Linked DNA regions of Homo sapiens: regions 1, 2 and 3 are each linked to region 4. The links are chromatin loops, found by intact Hi-C in ENCODE. Cell type or tissue: heart left ventricle. All regions are shown on one strand.

Region 1 (5,000 bases), 110 kb after region 4:
ACTGGACCCCTCAAATACCAGGCGGTGTTGGCTCCAAGCACTAGCTCCACGAGCTAAGATCTGGCATCGTGACAGCGTGCTTCTAGAAAGACTGTGGGCAGATACATGTAACATCAAATGTATCATTTCAGTCATTGTTCAGCGCACAGCTCAGTGGCATTAAGCACATTCATGCTGTGCGCTGCCTTCAGTCACCACCACCCATCTCCAGAACTCCTGCATCTCCCCAGAGAGAAAGTCTACCCCACAGACACTCTCCATCCCCTCCCCCAGCCCCGGCAGCCACCATTCTACTTTCCGTCTCTATGCATGTGATAACTCTAGGGACCTCCCGTAAGTGGGATCCTACACTATTGCCCTTTCACAGCCGGCTTACTTAGCTTAGCACAAGGTCCTCAAGTTTCCTCCAGGTGGTGGCGTGTGTCGCCGTTTCCTTCCTTTTGAGGGCTAATAGTCCAGGCATGTGGGTGCCGCCTTTGGCTTGTCTCTTCATCTGTGGATGGACACTGTGGTGTGTCCACATTTTAGCTACAGTGAAGCACACGCCACTGTGGGAAGCACGTGTGAACATGCGTGTGCCGTCTGAATCTACGGCGTGCTCTTAGCATCAACAAAACCCAGGCTATTCCACCCAAGTGAAACGAGGCTCCTGTCAGCAGCCCCACTGCCCAGATCTCAGGGTCTCTGGAAAGCAGGTAAGGTTGACTTCCCCCACCACCCTGGTTGACTCTCATTCCTATAGGCAAGGACAGGGTCTCCTTCCAGCCTCTGTACCTTGGGAGTGGGGTAAAGCCACTTCCACCTTCTGGACCTCAGCCTCCTCCTCTGTAAAACAGGCACGAATCCAACCGGGAAGACCGTGGGGGACGTTCAGAGCCGTATGCCCTGCCCCTCACCTGCATGTGAGTGGGTGATTCTGTTCTCAACTCCTTCTCCACCCTGATTGCTAGGTGGCCCCCACACCTAGGGCAGCTGGCTTGGCAGCCGGCAGGGCCCACAGCAGCATAAGGACATCGTGGAGCCGTTGAGTACCTCACAGCCTCCCGCTGGGCCCAGGGATGCTCCTTCAGCACCGGGGACCCCGTTCTACTGGATCGCAGCTCCCCCGGTGGCGCGGAGGCCGGGGGGCTTGCACCTGGAGCTCGGCTCGCTGCTCCAGGACTTTGTGCTCGGGAGGCGCCTGATCCAAGCAGGGCGACAAGAGGTTCTGGCTGGTGGAGGGCCCGGGTGGCCACAGAGACGAGGGTCACCTCTCACCCGGAGGCTTCCTCAGGCTCTTCCTGGAGGCTCAGCCAGGTGCTTAGGTGTTCTGGAGTCCTGGGGTCCTTCCAGAAAGAGGAAGGAAAGGTTCCATGGAGCCAACCAGAACCCAGAAGGGGCCTGGGCTTGCCAGCCCGAGGAGGGCAGGACAGGAGCCAGCTCAGCTCGTGGCCAGAGCAGATTTGGGGAAGGGCCCCCCAATACACACAGCTGTGTTTCTGCAAACTCGGAGGCTGTAAGTGGGATACCGAGGGCAGAGGAAGGGATGGCCAGTGACCCTGGGATGGCCACCTCTGCCAGCTGCCAGAGCACCTGCGGCACTGAGGGTTTGGAGGGGGTTGCAATCAAGGCCAGCGTCCTCGCAGGAGGCTCTGCAGGCCAGGCCACCCGAGGACAAAGTGCACTCAGCCAGGGCTCGTTCAGAAAAGAAAACACACTCGGAGATTTCTGTTCTCTGCTTCCCTTTCCCTGGCTCTGCCCGGACAGCGAGGAGGAGGAACAAGGGGTTAAATGCTGAGCAAGCGCCGTAACAGCCGACCGCCACCAAACTATTTATAGACTTATTTATCTCTTTAGTTCCTACCAACTGGGCCTGTGGCTGCCGTGCACAGGCCAGAGCAAGTCACGCCGCAAGTAAACAAACGTGGCCCCGAAATAAAAATCGCAAGAGGGAGAGAGGGCCCCGAGCACTGTCAGTCTGGAAGGTGCAGGTCTCCGTGGGGCGCTGAGGGGTGCGGGGTCCCGCTGGGACAGGGGTGCCCCTATCCCAGCCTTCCCTTAGGGACTGCAGCGAGGCTGTGTGGGCTCTCTAGCCAAGACGGGCTGGGGAGGACAGCCTCGTTTGGGCTGGCGCCATCAGCCCGAGCTCTGGGAGCTGAAACACACGTTTCCCCGGTGGCCTGCCTCCACCGTGGCTGCTGCAGACAGAGAAGGCCATGGGCTCCCGACAGCCCTGGCTGCTGGGATGAAAACTGGGGGTTTGCATCATGGGGTGGGGAGGGCACTGTCCATGTCCGTGTGCCTCCAGCCCTGGTGACGGGAGCGGCCAGGACAGCTTTGTTGCCAATGGTGGGTGCAGGCCCTCCCTTCCCCTGCTCCCCCGGGCCCCGCCTCCTCTGGGCACAGAGGCGGGCTGGCTCACTGCCCTGGCCTGGCCTCCCACCAGAGTGGGGGTGGGGAGCTGCGGAGGCTGAGGCCTTTGAGGCCTGACTCCCCGCCCCTCGCAGCCAGGGCAGGGTCTGGGGGCCACCCAGATGCTCCTAGGGAAACTGGTGCCACCTTGGGCTCCGGCTCTCGGGGCCAGGAGGACCCTCCCTGGATAAACTCATTGCCCAGCACCTGGTCCTAATCCACTCGGCTCTGCTCCCTAATTCCCACCCACATGGTGATGGGGCTGCAGTGGAGGGGTGGGGAGAGCAGCCTGAAGGTGCTCCCATCACCCTCAGGTCCAGAGAGCCTGGGACAGCTGCAGCCCCTCTCTGGAAGCCTCACCCCTTCAGGCCTGGAGCGGGGGATCTCTGCACCCCCACCCCGGAAGGGCCTGCAGGCACTCCTGGGGGAAGCAGCCAGGCTGCAGGTGCAGGGCCACCCTGGCCCCCTGGCCGCACTTGCCCTGATGAAGACGTTCATAGTTTTAACCACGGAATCAAGAACTTAACCCTTCCCAGCCCGTCCGCGCTCAGCTGCCCTCAGATTCATTTAGCAGGCCAGCGGCGAGGAAAAAAGAAAGAAAAAAAAAATTCATTAATTTTTATTAACAGGGAGAGCCATTTGTTCCCTGTGACAATATTTGACTTGTCGAAATGATTTTCACCTCTGCCACGAGGTGTGCACAGTCCACATACATCACCCGATTACTCGGAGCGCGCGGGCCGCGGTCATTAGGCAGTGAATTAACGACAGTCCCCCCGCTATTAATCACCCTGACAAAGGCGTTAGCTCGCCGCTGACCCGAGCGTGGCCCATGGACACGGCAGCCAGGGGAGAGGGCCCGAGGCTCGGGGGGAACCAGGGGCTGCGGGGGAGCCCAGCCCTTCCCCACCTGCCCCTTCAAGATCCTGATGGCGTACAGGAGCCAGAGACGGTGGAAGTGGTGCAGGCCCTTGCGGGTGTTGGGGGGCCCGTGGGGGGCGGGCTCTGTTTTTTTTTCTTTAATCGTTTGTTTTCCTCTGTCAGCCTCTTTGTTGAGGAGGTGACAGGGATACTCTGCCCCTCAGCAACAACCCCGGGACCTGGCCTGTTATTATCTCCATTTTATGGATCAGGAAACTGAGGCACAGAGAAGCCAGCACATGCCCCAGGCTGTGCACGGGAGAGGGGTGGGGCTCAAACCCCAGGCCAACAAGCCCCTCGGCCTGCACTCCCACCCCTGTGTGGTATCTTCCAACCCCCGGCCCTGAGGAGAGTCGCTAGGGACGGGGCTCCCATGGCAACCGTAGGGTGTTTCCCTGAGCTCTGGGTCAGCCTCAGGAGTGTTTTCTAACCCTAGGGATTCAGGGTGGTGGGGGCCGGATGGAAGGGCCTTAGGAATCACATTTTTATGAGGTTTGTTTCTTCCCGAGGTTCCAAACCATGGGTTTTGTTGAAAAGAAACAGTAGAAAATCCACACAATACCTCCATGGGCCCATTTAGCATCAGGGCCAGCTGAGGCTCAGAAAGTGTCCAGGGCCACACACCACACTTGTCACAAGCCTTCCAAGTAGAGGCTGGAGACCGCAGCAGCGGCACAGCACAGGGTCTCAGGACGTCCCTCTTACAGGGGTGGGGAGGCTTCTGTTGGACTCATCAGCCTACAGGTTACAGCCCCATGTCCCCTTGCACTGGTCCTGAACCTGCACCCTGGGCGTGGCCACAGGGGTCAGCTCAGGTGGGAGGGGGTGTGGGCAGCAACCACCTGGCTCCAGGAGTAGGCTCGGTAGGCCAGAGCTTCTCATCTGCAGAAGTGGAACGACAGTGGCCACCTGGCAGGGTCCTTCTGAGCATTCCAGGAAATGATGTTGGCAGAGCACTTTCCATGGGCCGGGCAGGTGGCAGGTGGCCCGGGAAACACGGGCCCCCACTCCCTCCTCATTCCCTGACATACTTTAACCATTTTTTGCACATTAATCCAATTAATCACCTTTACATTTTAAAGCAATTTCTTTGCATTAACTTAGGCATCAGATCTGTATTTCGGTCTGATCTAAACCAGGGTATGAAAGGGCGAGGGGCGGGGGTGGGGCGGGAATAGCTGCGGGTCCATTTGTCTTCTTTCTCCGGACTTCTCATTTTTTATGCCTCAGCAAATTTCCTGATTTTCCTCATTAGCAACTAATTTACAAGTCTCAACAATCTTTCCACCTGTTCCTTCCACCGCGGGGGTTGTAAGATTGGAAAGAGCCACTTGCTCACTTGTGTGATGCTGGTTCCAGGGGTTCCAGAAAACCAGGCAGGGGTGGGGCAGGAGGATGGCTGCATGGGAACGGGGGCGATGCCACAGAGGCACTGGGAGGCAGGGGTGGGGCGGGAGGATGGCAGGAGTGGGGGCGATGCCACAGAGGCGCTGGGAGGCAGGGGTGGGGCGGGAGGATGGCAGGAGCGGGGGCGATGCCACAGAGGCACTGGGAGGCAGGGGTGGGGTGGGAGGATGGCAGGAGCGGGGGCGATGCCACAGAGGCACTGGGAGGCAGGGGTGGGGCGGGAGGATGGCAGGAGCAGGGGGGCAATGTCACAGAGGCGCTGGGAGGCAGGGGTGGGGCGG
Region 2 (5,000 bases), 130 kb before region 4:
GCCCGCCCAGCACCGCCGCGGCCCCGCCCCAGGGAGAGCCAGTGAGGCTGGGGTGCTGAATACCTGTAGATGGGGTCCATGAAGAAGGGCGAGGGCTTGGCGTAGTGGAGCGGGGGCTGCTGGGGCATCCGCGCCGGGCACACCTGGGGCAGCCCCTCGCCGGCGCCCAGCTTGCGTTCCCCATAGACGTGGTTCTTGCGGGGCTCCCGCCCGCCGCCGTTTTGGCTGGCACGGGCCCGGCTGCCGATGCTCAGGTCCAGCGGCTGCTCCTCGCCGGATGCGGGGGCCGAGGGGCCCTTGGGCATGGGCAGGATGGGCTTCACGTCTTTGGGCTTGGTGGTGAGATCAAAGGGGCACTCGGCACTGGGGCCGCCCACCTTGAGGGCGTCCCGGGGTGACTTTGGCTCGGCCTTGACCAGCAAGTTGTGGGCGAGGGCTCGGTCCGTGAAGGGGTAAAGGGAGTGGGGGAAGTTGGGCAGGAACTGGAAGGGGAACGCCGAGTGGTAGGGGAGCGAGCCCAGCTTCTTCTCCTGCATCCCCATGAAGCCGGGGCCAAAGTACTTCTCGGCAATGGATGCGATGGCCTTGATGGAGTCCCCGGCGGCGCCCGTTGCAGTCAGCAGCTGCTCGTCGGGTGGCGGGAAGAATGAGTGCTGGGAATAGAAGACAGGCACCTCGGCCACGCTGTTCGGGGCCCCCGGGGGCGCCAAGCCGCCCCCAAACTTGGGCTGGCCCTCGGCGGACTTGCCCTTGCCCTTGTCCTTGTCAGGGTCGCTGTCCACGTCGCTGTCCAGGTCCGAGCCCGTCCCCGTGGTCGTGTCCAGGTCGGTCCCCGTGGTGGTGTTGACGTCCTCAAAGTCACTGCCGTCCGACATGTCGCTGCTCCTGGTCTTCAGCTTCTCCACACAGGAGTCCTCCAGGCGGCTCTCGAACTTCTCCTCGGGCCCCGCAGCTGCCGTCGTGCCCTGGCTGCTGTTGCTGACGGCGGAGACCAGGGGCAGGGCTGGGTTCCCCAGGGGACTGGGGAGCTTGGCGTCCTGGGTGTGGTTCAGGGGGCTCTTGAGCAGCGATGTGGGAGGTAGCAGAGGCGGCCGGGGGTACAAGGATGGAGGGAAGATGCCCGGGAAGCCGGGGGTGAGTGCGGGGAACGTGGGAGGCGCCGTGGAGAAGGGCAGGCTCCCCGGGTGCGGCCTGGAGGGAAAGTACTCGTTGAAGCCCAGGCTGGCGTGATTGAGGCTGGGGGAGGGTTTTGCCTTGTCCATCATGGGGCTGGGGGTCAAGGGCAGGCCCGGGGCAAAGATGCCGCCCGGCGTGTAATGGTTCTTGCCCTCGCAGAAGCGCCGGTGCTTGTTGAGGGAGGAGGTAGTGCTGAACATCTGGCCACAGTCCTTGCACTTGATCTGCGTGCGGCAGTCGGCGTGCATCCGCTTGTGCCGGCACAGGTTGGAGAACTGCGTGTAGGACTTGTGGCAGACCTCACCTAAAACATCAGCAGAAGCCAAGACAAACCCGCATGAAATGACCGGGAAACCCTGCTGAAAACGCCACATGAAATTACTGGGAAAGCCAGCCGCTGGAGGGGCGAGGCTGGGGCTGGAAGCAGTCTGTCTGGGTGCATGTGCGTGGGCATGGGTGTATATGTGTGTACTGTGCATACATGCGTGTGTGCGTACACACAAATACACAGGCAGGTGCATGTGTGTCTGTGTGCGTAAGTGTCCGTGTCTGGGCAGGCGTGTGTGTATTCTGCAAGCGTGCGTGTCTGAGTGTGCACACGTGTGCACACATGAGCATGTGGAAACATATGTGTGTGTGCATGCGCCCCACCCAAGACTGGCCTCCAGTGACCAGCACAGATCGGGGGGCCGGTTGGTACAGTTCCTGCTGTGCCGCCACCTTCTTTGCTGGAGAATGGGCTTGCCACTGCTGTTTCCACCCTCCTACCCCACGGTGTTGCTAGTTTAGGAGCCAAGATTTTCAGAAGTCCCTGGGGAAGGTGAACCTGCTCTCCAGGGCGGGGCACGGGGAAAGCGAATGCATGTGATGGTGTCTGCCACTCCATCAGTGGATTCAGGGCAAGCTGGCTCAGGGCCCGCCCTGCCTTCGTCTTCACTTTTGCAGCTGTTCTAGCAGGGGTGGGGGCAGGACGCTGACCACGCAGACTGTGCCTCCTGCTCTCTAGAAGTTCACAGTGTTCCTAGTGTCCTCCCACCTCCCCTCTCCGCACCAGATCCTGCTGCCTGCACCCCGGAGAAGGCAGCCTCTGGGTTGACACAGACAGTTCCTGAGGTTCTCAGGAGGCCCCAACTCGGGGATCCCGGACTTTGGGGCTCCTGGCAGTACTCAACTACCCTTTGGAGATGGCTGGAGGTGGACATGGATAGGAGGTCACCCCGGGCAGGAGCCCTATGCAGAGGGACTATTCCCTGCTTGAGAAAAGTGAAAATCCTACTACTGGGAACCTCCTCAGACTGGGATGGAAGCGGCAGTGCCCGGCTCTGGCTGGCGAGTGCCAGCATCTTCTCTCAACAGGAGAGGGCAGTGCCGGCCCAGCTAGACTCCAGGACCCAGCGGCCTGGGGGTTCCGGCCATTTTCCTAAAGGCCTGTGAACGGTTGTCAGCGAATCACCAGCTTGTCTTTTGCCTCTTGTTTTTCTAAGAAAAAAGGGAGGAACACACACACATCTACACATGCACACACACAGCACACACAACCACACACCACATTCATACACATGCACACACACCACACACACGCACACACACAACCACACACATTCATACACATGCACATACACAACCACACACCACATTCGTACACACACAATCACACACATGCACACACAGCACACACACATGCACACCCCCCACACCCCCCCATGCAAACACACAACCACACCCCCCACACGCACACACACCCACACCACACACATGCACATACACACACACCACACCCACAACCACACCACACACATGCACACAACCACACACATGCACACAAACACCACACACACACCCACACCACACACCCACACACAACCACACACATGCACACATACACCACACACACCCACACCACACACCCACACACAACCACACACACTCACACCCACACCACACACACACCCACACTACACACACCACACAAACCACACACATGCACATACACCACACACACGCACACACACACCACAGACACGCACACCACACACACACATCCCGGCGAGTGTCTCTCTCTGTAGGACAATTTGCTTCCTAAACACGGCGTGGTGGAAACAATGATTTCAGCAAGCTTCTTGCTCACCAGAAATCGTCGGCTGCCTGATCTCCTTCGACTCCAGCTGGGAGCTTTTCCCCTAAGATGATCGTGTTCTTTCATCACGATATCTATTTATATTAACCGCTCTACCTTCCTGCTCGTCCAGCCTGGCGGGGCGTTTTCAAGGCTGAGGGGAGAAGAACTTTGTCTCGTTTCATCAAATCTGCCCTCTCTGGAGGGCTGCTGATGGACAGGTGACCCTCCAGAGGGAGGGTCTGTAAATACCCCTCGGTCACCTACCTGGCCCTCGGGGAGGCACTCAGCCCTGCCGGCCAAACAAGCACACCCTGGCTGTGCCCCACTCACACACTCTCACACCCACACGCACCAACTCACGCGCCCACACTCTCACACACACACGCACCAACTCACGTGCCCACACTCACTCACACACACCCACACTCACACACTCACATGCATCAACTCACACGCCCACACTCGCACTCACAGACACGCGCCCACACTCACGCTGTCACGTGCGCCGACACACGCACCGGCCCACACGCCCACACTCACACACACTGACATGCCCCGGCTCACACGCCAACCCTCACATGCTCTCACACGTGCCAACACATGCACTGGCTCACACGCCCCTCACTCTCATGCGTGCCAACACAAGCACTGGCTCACACGCCCACCCTCATGCGCTCTCACACACACACGCACCAGCTCACGTGCCCACCCTCGTGCTCTCACATCCTCCAACACACGCACCAGCTCACGCGCCCACACGCGCTCACACACACGCACCGGCTCACGCGCCCACACTCATGCACTCTCACGTGTGCCAACACATGCACCGGCTCACGCGCCCACACTCACACACTCTCATGCACGCCAACACATGCACCGGCTCACGTGCTCACACTCACACACTCTCACACATGCCAACACAGGCACCAGCTCACGCACCCACACTCATGCACTCACACACACACCAGCTCACACACCCACACTCACACGCTCTCACACGCACCGACACATGCACCAGCTCATGTGTCCACACACACGCTCTCACACACACACGCACCGGTGCACGCGCCCACACTCACACACTCTCACACGTGCATACTTATTAAAGCAAAGGCTCTTTCTGCAAAGTGCCCAGTGGGAGCCTGTGCACCTCATTCCCAGATATTATACTTCCTCTCTGTCCTGTTCTCCTCTCCTCTCGCTCTACCCACCCCTTCTCTTACACCCATGCACACACACGTTTGTACACAGCCCAGGGCACAGGTGAGCGCCTTGGTGGGAAAGACACCACCAGGAATGACACCCCCTCCGTCTGTGTGGCCAGTGAGGTGGGGGCTTAGGGCTTCCATCTGCCTGTGCCATGGGTGTGTCACCCAGCAGGTGGACACGGAGTCTGGCCATGAGCGCCTGCGCAGCTGTGACCTCTCCTGCAAGCAACTGACCATTCCTGGAAAGGGCCACGCCATTTGGACTCCCTCACTTGTTTGCAAATTCTCCTCTCCAAGCCTGAAGACCCCCTTCTGCAGTTGCACCAAAGGACACTGTGCAGTGGCCTGGGGGATACCAGGGCTGCGTTGCTTGTGTCTGATCTAATTTCTAAGGGAATGAGAATCTTCATAAACCCGATCTGCCCACATCTGGGGTTTTCCTTTAAGCTTTATCCCCTTAGCAAAAAGCCAAGGCACAAAGGTGAGCCGAGTGTGTG
Region 3 (5,000 bases), 87 kb after region 4:
CCAGGAGGAAGTGAGGTCCCTTCCCCAGCAAGACCCTGGGAGGCCTGTAGCCTCTGCATTCCCCTGGTGGGGGGAGAGAGACGGAACACAAGGACATCCCTGTCCTGGGATCACTGCACAGCTGTCCTGGAGCCCTTGAGGGGCAGGGTCACCTCTGAGAGCTCAGACTTGAGACAGGGTGCACCGTGGTCTCTCCGGGAAGACAGCATGGTGCTCGTGTCCATGTGGGAGGCATCAAGGGCCAGCAGAGTGGCGTCCTGTCCCGGAGGGCCCCTTGGGGCTCGAGTGCAGCTGGGGCTCCTAGCCGAGCAAGACTTGCGCTTCTCAGCCCCCAGCGATTCTTCATGCACTAGAGAGGCTCATCAGAGGCCCACCCCATGGGATGAGGATGCTTTGAGGGGGCCCGGCAGCTCCAGTGCAAACCTAGCTCCAGGAGCCAGGGCAACTGGAACCTTCTAGAAATGGGACTTTGGCTGACCCAGGAGCCTGAGCAGCCTCTCCTCCCTTCTTTCTGCCTAGAGATTCTTGTTCCTGGGGTGGGCAGGAAGGGGAGGACTGAGCCAGCCAGCCTCTGTAGGTGGAACATGTGAGCTGTTACCAAGAAGCTCAGCAGAGCCCCACTGGCAAGGGGCTCCGGAGGCCCGGCCATTTCATGTTGCTTATGTTCACGTATTTCCAGCCTGGCTCGTTGTTTTCACACAAGGTTTTATTTTTGTGCCCCTGCCCCAGGCCCTGAGACCCCCACCGCTCTTTGGGGGACACCTGGCTATGGCTCTCCGCCCACAGGCAAGCTCCTCGGCGGCACCCCATGGCCATTGGCAGCTTCTGTCCCCGAGGATCCAGAGGTGCCTGTTGAAACTGTGGAGCAAGCAAGCATCCTAATCCCCCTCTGCCGCCACCCCGCACAGCACTCTCTCCAGCCTCCGCTGAGCGCCAGGGCTGAAACGAAGGCTGATAAATTAGTCTAGAGGGAAACAAGGCCGCTTCTACTTGTAAAAGGTCATTTCGACTTTGTTCTGGGTGAGGGTTTATCTCAGCTGCTGCCGCGACAGACAATGCCTGGGGCCTAAATGGCAGAAATCTTAGCTCTGCTCGTGAAATTACGGTGCTGATAAGCCGGAATGGACTTTAGAGAGATCTAAATGGGAACGGAGTGGACGTAGGTATTTTTGAACATGATTGAACAGAGACGACACAATGGGATGTACAATTAAACTGGGCATTAGCCCAGAAGGAAGGAACTCTGCCGACTCCGCCGAAAGCCAGACAAAGGGGGTTCCCGCAGCCTGCGTGCGGCTGGTAATCCCTGCCCCAGCCTGGTGCAAGAGGCGCAGCCGGGACCGGAGGACCAGAGTGGATGCACGAGAGCTCCTGGGCGGCTGCTGCTGGAGGCTGGTGCCGTTCTTCATGCAGCAGGGGAGAGTGGGGCCCACTCACCAAGCCAGCTCCCTGGAAAGCACGGTGGTGCTGCCCACGCGTCCCAGAAGGCCACGGCCCAGTGCCACGCCAAGCACTCCAGGTGGGCCCGGAGCTGCAAAAGCAAGAAGAGACCACGCTCCCCTGCACAGCAGACACACTCACGGCATCCTGGCAGCTGAGTGAGAATAGTCACTTTGAGGCAATTCTACTCACATATGTCCCAAACGACAGGAAAGGCCCAGCCAAGGCCACGCAGAACAAACCCTCCATGCAGCAAGGGTGCCGGCTTGCAGCCATTCTCCAAAGGGCCTTCTCTAAGGCACTCAGATAAACTCCTCACCCCAGAGAGACGCTGCCCTGCGCCGACCTGGCCCCTTAAGGCAGGTGCCTTCAACCACAGCAACCCAGCCACACTGCAGCTCGGGGGTCCAGAGAACGCATGGAGTGCCCGCCCCTGACCCGAGCAGATTCTACCCGCGTGCAGGAGGCAGCAGAGACAGGCAGCCCACAGGAGTTGTCCTCAGGTCGCTGCCCCTCAGCGGGCCTGTGAGCAGTTGCGTCACCCTCATCTCTGGTTGAGGCCAAGGTGGCCCGTAGCACCCTGAGAGCACATTCCTACCCCAGCTGATGACCCGGCCCATGAGAATTCCTGCCACAGGAGAAGCTCTGACCAGCAGCAGGCCTGGCGGGAGGGCAGTGGGACCTGCCACTGCCCCCTGAGGAGTGCGAGGTTCACGCGCTCATCCCCTGACCCTCGTCCCTGACCCAGGGAGACCTCTGTGGCCTGGAACGCGTGGGACCTGCGTCTGACCCAGGGGAGGGAGGGCCACCCAGGAGCTGGCCCACAGGCCTCAGGGGGCCTCTCCAGGGAGCCGCCAGGCCACAGCCGCCCACCCTCAGGAGGGGCCGCCCTCCCCACCCATTCTGCTCCCTGCGAAGCCTGCTGCTGGGAAATTACTCAAAATTAAAAGATCTCAAGCGCAAATGATCTGTACTGTAGATTCTTCAGTCTTAGTGGTCCAGTTGCTTCCTGCCGCCCTCGTAGGCCTACCGCCTGGCAGCACAAAGCTGATCCCGGCACAGCCTTGCAGGGACCGCACTGCAGGTGCAGGCACCAGAGGTGAATGAGCTGCCTCTCAGGCCTGTGCCAGCCCTGCCTGGCTCATGGGGCACGCTCCTCTAGGATGCCAAGGCTGTAGGATCACCCAAGGGACAATTGGACTGAGTGCCCACGACGAGCTGGGGCCGCTGTGATGGCTGGGGGCACACAGGAAGGAGGGGCCTGCCCTGCTCACAGCTGACATCTGGGAGCTGCAGGGGCAGAAAGGGCCCGCCTGGGGGTCGGGACCCTGGGCTCTTGTCCTGGGTCCACCCAGCCCATGGTCGCATATGACTCTTTCCCTCCCTGGGGCCCAGTTCATAACTGCACTGGGAGGGGGAGGAGATGGTGATGTCCCAAGGGGGACTCAGGTATGACAAGGGGCCCCTCCTATCTTAGCCATCACTCCATGCCCGGGGGCGCGTGGCTGGTCAGCCTCGGGCCGCCTCGTGCAGCTGTGGCCGGGGACAGGAGCCATGCTGATGAGCCAGTGGTGTGAAGCTCACCCCCCAGCCTCAGCGGCTGCACAGACCCCCCTGGGCAACAGTGGGGTCCCCCAGTGGACCCAGGCACCCGCCTCTTCGCAGCTCCAGCTTCTGCTCCTTCCACCTGCCCTGCTGAGGCCTGTGGTCAGGAAAGGCTCTGCTGCTACCCGTCAGCCTCGGCACCTTTAGGAAAAGCCTCTCTGGGCTCCCATGGGTAGGGGAGGAAGGAAGTTCAGGGCGGGCCCCTTTCCCAGGGCCTCCTCCTGGGCTGGACTCCTCCAAGTGCCCCACAATGATCGCTTCTCAGAATGCAGACTCCTGGGACCTCCCCCGGGAACTCTCAGCCAGTAGTAGGTAGAGAATGTGGCCTGGAATTGGGTGGGGGTCTCACAGGCTGACCATCTGGGTCAGGAACCCCTGCGGTTCCTGGCTGAACCCCTCTCTGGTGCCACGGGCACCCTGGGGCCACCGCAGAATCCCAGCTTCAGGCAGGGGCACCGGGCGGTGAGCCTCACTCTCTGCCAAGTGTCCCCAGCATTCTCAGGCCCCACAAGGGCCCATGGGTCTACATTTGGGACCTGCTTTCAAACAAGGGGACAGCAGCTTCTGAGAAAAAGTGGGGCTGAGGTCATGTTTACGACACAGAATTCCCCCAAGCCCAGAGAGGGCCATCGGCTGTAGTGAAGTCAAGTTCCAGGGCCCGGCTGGGTCAGGGACCTGCAGAGGACAGAGCCATGTTCAGGCAGGAGCATGAGGCACTGGGCCCAGGCAATCGGCCTGCAAGGCGCAGAGTTGAGACTGCCCCACCTACATGCTGTTAGTGGGGGCAGGAACCGGGTCTGGGCCCAGCTGCCGCCCCTGCTGGAGCTCACCTGTGCCTCTCCCACCTGGCAAGAGCCTGGCTGCCCCCAGTGAGCTCCTGCTGGGGTCACTGAGCGGGACCCACACCTGCCTCTGGGCCCCTGCATGGACAAACCTGGGGGCTGGGAGCTATTCCTTCCTTCTCAGCCCCGGGTTCCCCTGTCAGAGCGAGGGTGGCTGTGTCCTAATCACAGCACAGCTGGGAGGGTCCCAGTGTAGACAGAGCCTCACAGAGACCAGGGCACACGGCAGGTGCCCACCAGGCCCATACAGAGGCCACATGCCTCTGTCATACTCCCTTCACATCCAATCCTTATTTTCCCTAAGGAAGAAAGAAAGGGAGGAAGGAAAAGGGCAGGAGGCTCCGGAGCACCCTGTTCTCACAGGGAGCCTTGGGGGACCTAGGGGGAGGCTGGGCCACGCCCCCACGCAGAAGCCCTTCTCCCTCCTGCTTCTGGCAAAACCCTGAAGACATTTTCAGGCTGGCAGCCCTGATGATGTTTTCAGGTCTCTTGGTACAAGCGGCCGGTTCCTGAGTAAGGGTGGGCTCTGGGTGTCACTGGGACAGGGGGGGCGGGGCGTGTGGGATGCGATTGGCAAAATACTATTTAAGAAGTTGGTATTCACAGATGTCTCTCGAATATGAAAAGAAAATATTTATTTCCTTTTTCGCTTGTGAATCAGAATGCTCTATTTAAAGAAAGTCCCCTCTGCTGGGCTGCAGCGGAGTTATTACCCCTTAAGGAAGTAAAGGAGAGCCATCAGGGAGGTATTCTTAGTCATTCTCTCTCCTTTTTTCTAAAATTCCTTATATACCCGTGCCTCCGAGCCGGGCCGAAGATAGTGCAGGATTTCATGGCATTCTTGGGCTAAAAACGTCTAGGGCTGATGTCACGGTGCCGGGGGACATGGGAAGCCTGTGCTGTGACTCCTCCACGGCACTGCCGGCTTCTCCCGGAGCAACGCCGAGGCCCATGGGTTTCTCTGCATCCCTGTCCCCACGGTGGCCTCAGGCTCCGCACCATCCCACAGGGCCCCGTCTCTCTCCAAATCCCGACGCTGTGTGCCTCGCCGAGCTGCCCGGTGCTGGCTCCACGGGAACACTCCTCAGAGCATCCACTGGCCGGTGCGCTCAC
Region 4 (5,000 bases):
GAGTCCCATGCTTTCCATCCTCTTGCATCTGAGCTGGGCGGCCCCTCCACTCTGTGTGCCTCTGTTTCCCCGAGTGAGGCTTGCAGGTCTCCTGTGAGTTAAGCGCCCAGCACGTAGAGGCTGTCGGTATGAAAATGGTGACTAGAATTTTGCCACCAGCACAGTTGGTGTGGGAGGAACTTGGGGGTGCAGAAGGCTGAACCCCCAGGCCCTCAGGCCCTTATGGAGGACACGGGGTTCCTGAGCATCCAGCTTTCTCTGGGGGTCCATGTCTTCTTCTTTCTCCTCTCCTGCATGTCAATTCAGGAGGCTGCAGGCTCGGTTGGGTCCAGTTGGTGAGGAGGTGCCACCAAGAGGAGGGAGAATTGTGGCCATGTTGCCGTCTGCAGAGCAGAGCAGGTGCTGATGGGAAACAGGAACCCAGGGCTGGAAGATTCCGGAATGCTTGCATGTCACCCACCTGGGGCTCTGCCAGGCAGGGGGCGGCCCTTCGGGCTGTGGGGACGCTGTGCTCTCTGAAGGGTTAACTGCAGTTGCGGCCCCCCTTGGTCCGCAAACACTGACCACTTTATCAACACGTGCTTCCCATTACCCACACAACTTGCAATATTCCTGGTGTCTGTATCAACTTGATTCAATTACTGGGACCACTGTGAGGGAACATTTCCTTCAGGGGAGCAAAGGCCCCAGTGCCTGTGGATGAGGAGAGGGAGCTGGAGGAGGAGAGGCTGTCGTGGGGAATGCTGACTCCATTCCTTGCAAACTCCTGTAATTGACTTTTTAAAAAATGGCATTAGCATTTAAATGGTCCCATAGTTATGGGGGTGAAGGTTCAGCACAATATGATCAATTTATTGAGCTCGTCAAATGTTCTTTTGATATTTATTTTTCCTTGTGTCACGCCGCAGGGGCTTTCTGGGTTTTCTCGTCAGCGGAGCCTGGATCTTTGATTGGGCTCCACGCTCGGCAGAGATGAAAACCACAAAGTCCACCTACCCTGGGGTCTGAGAAGCTCTTGCCAGAGAGGGCCAGTGCCCTTTCCCCAGGTGGACATGCCAGGTGTCCGGTGGTGGGGGGGCTTTCCTCTGCCATGGCCTGGGAGCAAGGCTGGCATCTGGAGAAGCAGACCTTCATCTAGCCATTTCCAGGGGGAGGAAACTGACCTTGGCCGTCCAGGGACCAGAGACGGAGGGGCTCAAGCACGCCCTGGGCTCAGGCTGGCTATGACCACGGCCAATGTGGATGTCGCGGGTGTGAGCGAAGAAGCCCGAGCGAGCATGTCACAGCTCCAAGCTCCCGAGCGAGCATGTCACAGCTTCCTGGGAGCATGCCTGCTCCCAGGAAGGCAGGGGACATGTCCGTCCCGAGATTTGTGAGTGGGGGCGACACAGCGGCTGTGGCAGGGCTGCTCAGTGGCCTGGGAATGCTTTGCAGCATCACAGGGATCAGGTGAAAACGTAAAACGACCTGAAAGGCAGAGCCTGGGGAACAATGGGGTGAGGGCAGAGGGCAGAGCTGCTTTCCCAGCCACACCTGGAGAGGTAATCAGAACGCCCAGGTGGCCAGCTGGAGGGGAGAGGCAGGGGCCTCCACGGGGCTGGGGCCAGAGGGCTGGGGTGCCCCAGGCCAGACTTTGCTCCTGGCTGCAGTCCACACAGCCCACCTCACCCTAGGTTTGCCCAGTGGGCTCTGAAAACCTCACCAAGGACCTTGGGACTCTCAGCAGGAAATGCTGGGGGCTGGCCCAGAACTTGGGGGGGCCAGAGAGTGCCAGCCTGCCTCCCTTGCACCCCGTCCAGGGCACCAGGTGAAGCGTTCCATGCTCAAGGGCTATACCGGCCAGAGAAACCTACCAACATTCGCCTCCGAAAGCCCGGGCCCAGAGGGGAGCAGGTCACTCAGGGCTTACAGCCCAGGAAGGGCCAGCGTGGTGAGTAGGTGCACCAAGCTCGGAAGCTGCCCTGGCGGCTGCAGACTCCTCAGCCCGGCCTCCAGCTCTGACCCTTCTCTGCTCTGCCCTGGCCTGGGCGGGACCACGCTGGGTTTCCCAGGCTTGGCCACCCCAGGCTCACAGGTGCTCCGTGAAGCCCCCAAGACGCATGGCCGTTTCTAGAAGCAACACCCCTTATCCTCCTCTCTGGCTGAGAATGAACCCTCAGATTCCCCATCATAAGGCCACAGAGTCTATCTGAAGATGATCTGTATCAAGACCGCACTCCCACGTTCTCAGGGTGTGGGGCTCCCCCTGGCCGCCCCTTTCCCTGCAGGGCTGAACTCTGGCTGCTGGCAGGTCCTGGCTCCCGAAGGCTTCACGGCGACAGTGCCAGGAGAAGCCCACCTGGCAGTTGCTTTGCTCTGGACAGACTCCTAGGCCACCGGGAAACAAACTCATCATTTTGGCCACGCCTTACACTGGTTTTCTCTGAAAATTCTGGCCTAATAGGAGAACGCCCACCTGGCTCTTCCTCCCTCCCCCTCCAGATAAATACTGCCATCTTAACACTTTAAAAAACACACTCCAGGAACCACTCAGTTTACATAAAAAGCCAGACAGGGGCCGAAAACGTTTGACTCTTTATTTTAAAGGTTCCCAAAAGGCAGATAATGTCTGGGGAACCTGGGACGCTTAATGTCGGTTTGCCTTTGCAAACCGGTGTGCTTTGGCGAGATGTCCCCCAGGCAGGCGATAGAGGGCGCCTCCACCCCAGCTTCCCGGGCGGGCTACGGGTGGCGGGTGGCGGGCAGCAGCCCCTGCCCCAGGCCCAGGCCATGGGAGGATGGCCCCCAGCTCCAGGCCCCCCCAGGCCCGCTACCCTAGGATGGCGGCATCCCAGCCAGGACCACAGGCCAGGCCCCCAGCGCACTTCCAACCCTGCGATGTGCCTGCGTCTCCTGGACACACCGCGCACCGGTCCCCCGAATCTGAGCCACATTCCTCCCGCGGAGGCACCTGGGCTCCTGCAGATCCTAACCTCTTAGCTTTGCAGGCTTGGATGTTGGTCGGGGAGGCTGTGTGGCCGCAACACCACCAGCCGGCTTTGCTGGAAGATGCTGGGGGAAGCAGGCGGGAAATATACTCTTCCTTTGACCTTGAGGTCTGGTCCCCATAACCCTTCGCTGACCGCCCCGTCTCTCTTCCTCTGACCTTGAGGTCTGGTCCCCATAACCCTTCGCTGACCACCCCCTGTCTCTTCCTCTGACCTTGAGGTCTGGTCCCCGTAACCCTTTGCTGACCGTCCCCTCTCTCTTCCTCTGACCTTGAGGTCTGGTCCCCGTAACCCTTCGCTGTCCGTCCCCTCTCTTCTGTGTGTCTGTCTCTGCTGTGGACCTAGGGGCACCGCGCAGTGTGGGGCAGAGGCTGTTCTTTCCACTCTGGGGAGTGGGTGAGTTGGGTCTGCCTGGGGCTGTCCTATGCCATGGAGCCCACCTCCAGGGTCTGGCTGCAGGAGGGAGGGAGGGAGAGAGGGACAGAGGGAGGGGCATTGGAGAATGAACAAGGTTGGGGGGCAGCTGTGTCCTTCATTGGCCTAAGGCCATTTGCAGCCACCCCGGGCCCTGGCCAAGGCCTGGACAGACATTCCCTGGCACCTCCATTGCAGGGACAGCCCCGCCTCTAATGGGCAGCTGTGCCTGGGATATGCTGTGGAGCCCAAGCAGGAGGGAAGGTGACGAGGGGCTGGCTGGCCAGTTCCCACCCATGAGCCCGGCCACTGGGTCAGACCCCTCCAAAACCAAGTGTCGGGAGGGGCAGAGTGAAGACGCACCCCGCACCTGCTCGGGAAGCGCTGCCTCCCACCCGGCCTCACAGCCTCGCCTGTCTCACAGGGAGCCTTCTGCAGCATTGACTCTGCACTGAAAGATGACAGTGTCAAAGAAAACTCAGAAGGAAGGGAAGGGAGACGCCCCTCCTCTAACCGCCCTAATACTACCACGCCTCTCACTGCACCTGCAGGGGAGCCCTCACTACTCCTTGGAGTGACCCCGGGAGCTTGGGCTAGCGCTGGCTGCCCACCACCCTCGTGCCCCTCCGGCCACGGCTGCCTCCTGTGTCCCACGTTCGCCAGGCTTCAGACGGACAACAGTGTCTCCTCCCTAGGGAGAAAGGAAGCTGCCTGAGGAGCTTCGGAGTGGCAGTGACCAGCTCTGGTGGCCATGCTGATTCCTGGGTCTCGGGAGATGCCTGCTCTCTTGGCGAGTTTTTTCCAGACACCAAGACCAGGAAGGCTTCAGTGACCTTGGCAATAAGTCTTTCCCCATTTCCCTGAGAAGGTGACCATCCTCAGGTGGATTGAATCGTGGTGAGAGGTGTGCATGGAGCAGCATCAGGGGTATCCTCAGCTAAGTGCCCGCTGGGACAGAGCTGAGGAACAGGCTTTCCAAACCAGGGGGCCCTGCGGCGCTGGCCCCAGGTTCTGCTGAGGGTGACCCTGGCCTGTCCTAAGCCCGACAGTGGGGGGACAAGGTCTCTGGGTCGAGGACCTGTGGGGGCCAAGCAAGGAGCCCAGAGCCCCCACTCCACACACAGGCAGCGCCCTGCTAAGCCAGCTGGCAGGGCCAGCCTGTGTCTGGGGAAGGGCTGGTGCCCGGCACCTGCTGACCTCTCTGGGGAAACGTCTGCACACTGAAGCATGGCCTCCCTGAGCACATGCCTCTTCTAGAACATTCTGGGAACTCACTGCTCAGGCCTGTGAAGGGAGTCAAGGTTCGGAAGCTTTTCATGTGCAAGCCCAAAGCTGCTTCGGTGGTAAGGAGAGAGCTGGCGTCCCATACCTAGAGGCTGGACCTGGGGTTCTCAGTTCAGGTCACATGTTTGACTGAAGGGTTCATGGCTGACCTGACTGCAGCCCAAGGCCTTTCCTGCAGGCCAGCACTCCTTCTAGAACACCCCTCCACATCCAGGGCTGCGGGCGCCCACCTTGGCCTCATGCCAGCTCCAGGCAGACTGGGGCTCCAGTCTCCCTGAGCACCCTGCACCCCCTGGTACAGGGATGGCGTCTGCC

The links. Hi-C counts contacts between places; a loop is a spot of excess contacts. Peaks named below come from ENCODE experiments on the same cell type or tissue, not always from the same donor. Only the 100,000 strongest peaks of a DNase experiment are listed, where the experiment ranks them.
Region 1: it touches region 4 in a loop (2.6-fold over the local background); 5 of 110 quality-filtered maps call a loop at or near these places.
Region 2: a loop joins it to region 4, with 2.2 times the contacts of the local background. A loop is called at or near these places in 16 of 110 quality-filtered maps.
Region 3: it touches region 4 in a loop (2.3-fold over the local background); 2 of 110 quality-filtered maps call a loop at or near these places.

The regions. Positions count from the first base shown.
Region 1 is chr1:3,168,057-3,173,056 of GRCh38, reverse strand. The region is part of intron 1 of PRDM16 (PR/SET domain 16); the gene reads right to left. Among named protein-coding and RNA genes, the nearest start is that of MIR4251, 43 kb to the right of the region's middle. In heart left ventricle, no CTCF peak of the experiment used is centred here; DNase peaks (open chromatin) are centred at 1,797 and 2,366; H3K4me3 peaks cover 1,507 bases; H3K27ac peaks cover 1,837 bases.
Region 2 is chr1:3,407,864-3,412,863 of GRCh38, reverse strand. It overlaps PRDM16 (PR/SET domain 16), which reads right to left. Exons shown (of 17, transcript NM_022114.4): 9 at 64-1,480. Among named protein-coding and RNA genes, the nearest start is that of ARHGEF16, 44 kb to the left of the region's middle. RefSeq lists an enhancer at 3,826-4,403. In heart left ventricle, a CTCF peak has its summit at 2,525 (motif pointing right); a DNase peak (open chromatin) is centred at 2,539.
Region 3 is chr1:3,195,027-3,200,026 of GRCh38, reverse strand. The region is part of intron 2 of PRDM16 (PR/SET domain 16); the gene reads right to left. LOC107984909 (a long non-coding RNA gene) reads right to left here. Exons shown (of 2, transcript XR_001737869.2): 2 at 4,501-5,000. Among named protein-coding and RNA genes, the nearest start is that of MIR4251, 70 kb to the right of the region's middle. In heart left ventricle, no CTCF peak of the experiment used is centred here; no DNase peak of the experiment used is centred here; H3K27ac peaks cover 3,133 bases.
Region 4 is chr1:3,281,847-3,286,846 of GRCh38, reverse strand. All of the region lies in intron 3 of PRDM16 (PR/SET domain 16), which reads right to left. It overlaps LOC124903828 (collagen alpha-5(IV) chain-like), which reads right to left. Exons shown (of 2, transcript XM_047436627.1): 1 at 1-5,000. The coding sequence starts at 28. Among named protein-coding and RNA genes, the nearest start is that of MIR4251, 160 kb to the right of the region's middle. In heart left ventricle, CTCF peaks have their summits at 2,501 and 2,700; a DNase peak (open chromatin) is centred at 2,720; H3K27ac peaks cover 668 bases; H3K27me3 peaks cover 430 bases.